2 separate regions of the Homo sapiens genome follow, and region 1 is linked to region 2. Evidence: read pairs that join two places in POLR2A ChIA-PET (ENCODE). Cell type or tissue: B cell. All regions are shown on one strand.

Evidence for each region. ChIA-PET counts read pairs that join two places held together with the same protein. Peaks named below come from ENCODE experiments on the same cell type or tissue, not always from the same donor. Only the 100,000 strongest peaks of a DNase experiment are listed, where the experiment ranks them.
Region 1: POLR2A ChIA-PET joins it to region 2 with 9 read pairs; 1 of 35 experiments calls an interaction of 5 or more read pairs at or near these places.

The regions. Positions count from the first base shown.
Region 1 is chr1:93,155,779-93,158,278 of GRCh38, reverse strand. TMED5 (transmembrane p24 trafficking protein 5) reads left to right here. Exons shown (of 4, transcript NM_016040.5): 3 at 1,796-1,979. Among named protein-coding and RNA genes, the nearest start is that of TMED5, 23 kb to the left of the region's middle. In B cell, no CTCF peak of the experiment used is centred here; no DNase peak of the experiment used is centred here; H3K27ac peaks cover 91 bases.
Region 2 is chr1:92,911,937-92,914,436 of GRCh38, reverse strand. The region is part of intron 1 of DIPK1A (divergent protein kinase domain 1A); the gene reads left to right. Among named protein-coding and RNA genes, the nearest start is that of DIPK1A, 48 kb to the left of the region's middle. In B cell, no CTCF peak of the experiment used is centred here; no DNase peak of the experiment used is centred here; H3K27ac peaks cover 310 bases.

The DNA.
Region 1 (2,500 bases), 240 kb before region 2:
TTATTTTACCAATGGGGAAACTGAGGCATAGAACAATTAAGTTGCTGAAGGTTACACAGCTAGTGAACGGCAAAGCCAGGATATACATTCAGGCAGTCCAACTCACTATTAATCACTATACCAGATTTACAAATTTTTTTTTTTTTTTTTTTTTTTGAGACGGAGTCTCACTCTGTTGCCCAGCTGGAGTGCAGTGGCGCGATCTCGGCTCACTGCAAGCTCCGCCTCCTGGGTTCACGCCATTCTCCTGCCTCGGCCTCCTGAGTAGCTGGGACTACAGGCGCCCGCCACCACGCCCGGCTAATTTTTTGTCTTTTTAGTAGAGACGGGGTTTCACCGTGTTAGCCAGGATGGTCTGGATCTCCTGACCTCGTGATCTGCCTGCCTCGGCCTCCCAAAGTGCTGGGATTATAGGCGTGAGCCACTGTGCCCGGCCTACAAATCTGTTTTTTAAACATTAAACAAAGCTTTTATCTTTAGCTATATTAATTTTGTAAGAGCAGCAAACATCTGAGTATGTCACTGGTTTTTCTTAAGTAGGCTTTTTCTTTTTCTTTTAAATGTAATTTCTTTTTTAAAGACAAGGTCTCACTATGTTGCCCAGGCCAGAGTGCAATGGTGTGACCATAGCTTACTGCAGCCTAAAGTACTGGGCTCAACCAAGCCTCCCGAGTAGCTAGGACTACAGGTGTGTACTCGGCTAATTTTTTAATTTTTGTAGAGACAAGGTCTCACTTTTGCCCAGGCTAATCTCGAACCCCTGGCCTACAGTAATCCTGCCTCAGACTCCCAAAGCGCTGTGATTGTAGGTATGAGCCACCGCACCTGGCCCTGCTTTTAACTTTCGCTAATATGGGAAACTAATTTTAACTAGGGTACTGGTAATTCAGATATTATTCATTTTTTTCTTCAGCACTTGGCATAATTAATGATGGGCTGAATTACCTTTATAGAATTAAATAATAAAATATAAACTAGTTTTATTTAATTCTCAAAAAAAGCATTTAGGATCAAACATAAACATCTATAAGGGAGCCAGTGGCAGTTAATAGGCAAAATCAGTAAGAGGCCTGGAAGAAGACATTTAGGACAATCCATCACTGCTTTTGAAAACAAAACTCAGTTTAATCTCAGTTGTAGGGTAGGTTGGCAGTCATATCTGCATATGAATTGAACTCATGATAAAATACTTTTAATAATGTATAAATATTAAAGTTTATTATGAGTTATGTATACAGGTTTTTAATTCTATCCTTTTCCAAAAATGAGGTCACTAACCATAATTTACTGAGTAAATGCCAAACATGTCTAAGTTGTACTTGAACATATATATTTTCAGGTTGCTTCTTTCCCAAGAAATTATAAATTATCTTTCAATACTAAGGAAATTTATGGGTAAGCTGTCCAATTACTATAAACTATGTTATTTGTTTTTTGTTTTGTTGGTTTCTTTTTTTTTTTTTTTTTTTTTGAGACAGGATCTTGCTCTGTTGCCCAGGCTGGAGTGCAGTGGCATGATCATGCCTCACTGCATCTTCAACCTTCCGGGCTCAAGCAATCCTCACACTCTGCTAATTTTTGTTATTTTTTTGTAGAGACAGGATTTTGCCATGTTACCCAGGCTGGTCTCAAACTCCTGAGCTAAAGTGATCTACCAGCCTTGCCCTCTCAAAATGCTGGGATTACAGGTGTGAGGCAACACACTCAGCCTGTTACTTCTTATTTTTACCTTTAGTTGCTTTTCATCACAAATAGAAATACAGGTAACTTAAAACATGTACTTTTTTTTATACAGTGTAGAGACTGAAGTTGGTGATTACATGTTCTGCTTTGACAATACATTCAGCACCATTTCTGAGAAGGTGATTTTCTTTGAATTAATCCTGGATAATATGGGAGAACAGGCACAAGAACAAGAAGATTGGAAGAAATATATTACTGGCACAGATATATTGGATATGAAACTGGAAGACATCCTGGTCAGTATGGTCTTCTAATAAAATAAAAATTATTAACAGCCAGAGGCCTTACTATGGTAATAAGTTACTGAACTAAGCATTTTATCTGCATTATCCAGGAAAATCTGTTTCTAATATTTTATTTTTGCCATAAATACTTTGACCTCAAGTATCAGCTTAATTTTATTTTATATTAATATAGCCCTTTTATAGTTTTCAAATAACTTATCTTCCAGGACCCTATTATAAAAATAGCTTCAGATGTGCAAATAAGACTGCATCTTGGTAAGTTTGTTTTATAAATGTGCAGTTAGAATTTTTAAATTATAAATAGATTATGCTTCTGATTATACAGCAGGCATATGAAAAGTAAAATGTTTTCTAATTTCACAACTATTTTGTGGTATTAAAACATTGGGTGTTTTACTGAATACTAAATTGTTCAGATAAACATACAAAGAAGGAAATATTATAAACACATGCATTATGTAATAGGTAAATACCTAAAGTTATATCAATTGGGTTTTTAAAAATGAAATCAT
Region 2 (2,500 bases):
TGTATTTCTTCTTCCCTACTCCCTTGTTGCCTCCCTGATGTCTTCCTATTTCCACTTTAAGGGGAAGCTCGTATAAAAGAACTTCACATGTGATTAATAATTAAAATGTTGATAATACAAAGACAACCTAGAACAAGCCATTGTTTTACACTGTGGGTTTTTTTCCCCACTGTTACATTTTTAAAATGTTTTCTTTCCTTTAATGCTCGTTAATCCAATTCATCTGACAGATGTCTACTGATAATCTAGTATGTGTCAGGCACTGTTTTAGGTACCTGTTTCTCTTCTCCATTGCCTTTTGCTCCTAACTTTTTCTATACCCTTAGTTCCTTTCCTGTCCCAAATTGGATGTCAGAGAGAGAGACAACTGAGAAAAAGAAATTGCAGTGATGGAGTGTCTATGTATATTATATTCTCTGCATATTCTAATAATCATTTCACTGATTTTCTTTGACTTCAAAATATTGTGTGCTTTGATTGAATGAATGCCTCAGAGTATGTATGGCAAGACATCCCATTTGTTTACACATTGGGTTTAAGGACTTCTTGCTGATTAGCTTACCTTTTTCCAGAATGGTAATATTGATCTATTCTTGATTTTCTAAGTCTGACAAAATGGGAAGAAAGCTCTGGCAGGAGGAGAAAGAAAGATACAGATCAGAGGAGACAGGCAGAGAGGGCCAAAATAAAAAGCTTTGCTAGAGGGAGAGCTATGCGGCAGAGAAGTTGGCTAAGGCCCCCAGGCACATAACGTATCATATACAGTATATTACTTACTGCTGCCCTCTGTGTGTCAGTTCAATAAAATAATTCAGTTACAGCTCATGGAGCAAGAAGGAACTTTAGAGATTATTTAATTTGCTTATAAAGAATGTGTCATGGAACATGCAAAGAACTCTACTTTCACCCTAATTAATACAAAAGGAGCCAATAATAGGAAAGACAAAATGGATATTTTTGCCATCTTTTATTTATTGACTGAGAATCTGTCTTCTCGAAGCAGAAATGTTCTCCAACTAGGTACACAAATGAATAGACCAGTATTTTCCCCTTTTTTTTTTCACATCATGGTATAAAAGAATGATAATTTGTAAAGTACTAGAGCAAACATACAGGGCTGCTGTCAACTTAGGTGACTGACCTGGGGTTGAAGCAATCAGTAGCTTGGGAATAAATTGTGTAAACTGCAGTATTGTAGTCATTAAATATTGAATTTTATCCTGCAATTAGAAAGCTAACACCTCATCTTGGTGACTTGATTTTAAAAAAGGAAGCTAACATGTTTTGGCATGAATAAGATAGCTGTAAATAATGGCCTGATTAACTCTGTTATCTTTTTTTTTCTCTCTTTTTCTTTTTCTTGGTCTTACTCTGTCACTCAGGCTGCTCACTGCAGCCCCGACCTCCTGGGTTTAAGCAATTCTCCTGCCTTAGCTTCCTGAGTACCTGGGTATACAGATGCATGCCACCATGCCTAGCTAATTTTTTTTTTTTATTTCATAGAGACAGGGTCTTGCTGTGTTGCACAGGCTGGTCTCAAACTCCTGGACTCAAGTGATCCTCCTTCCTCGCCCTCCCAAAGTGCTGGGATTGTAGGCGTGAGCCACTGTGCCTGGCCTCTATGGCTTATATATATAGATACATGATGTTGTGGCTGGTAGTCTAATGTATTAGGTATAGCTCCATCAGGGAAAAAGAAGTGCATATTTTAGATTATTAAATCTGGCCTCTGACTTTTAGTTTTTTATAACCACTTGGGTTTTGGAGAAAATTTGAGTGAGAATGTTGGACTCTAAGCTCTAGATCTTTGGACTCATCAAGCCTTGGATAAGAGGGTATGTGGGTCTTGAAAGTGATCTAATATGTTTTTTATAGGTATCTAACATTCTATAGTATTTTGAAAATTACACCTATATATTCATATAACACTTTAGTTCTCTGCATTTTCCCCTTTAGTTCTGAGGGAATTTTTTGGACCTATAATGAGAGATCTTCTTTTAAAATTACATTAATGTTTGGCATATATATTATATATATGTTATTTGTAAGTTATGAATATAATATTTGTAAGTTATGAATCATATAAAAAACTAACGCCCACAAACCTATCACAACTTTAGTGTTAAGTTAGTCTGTGTTAGTAAGTGCTGGGGATGGGGCAGCAACTTAAACATTCTCGTAACAAGTCCACTTCTCTTCCTAATAAGTATCCTTATATCGATACATTTCATTCCTTATTTTTAAAATGTGTAGTGTTGTGATTAAAACAAATTGAAACCAATGACAACAAATGTTGGTAAGGATGTGGAGAAACTGGATCACTCATACATTGCTGTTGAGAGTATAAAATGGTATAACTACTCTGCAAAATAGTTTGGCAGTTTCTTTAAAAACTAAACGTACCCTTTTTTTTTTTTTTTTTTTTTTTTTTTTGAGATGGAGTCCTGCTCTGTCACCCAGGCTGGAGTGCAGTGGCACAATCTCAGCTCACTGCAACCTC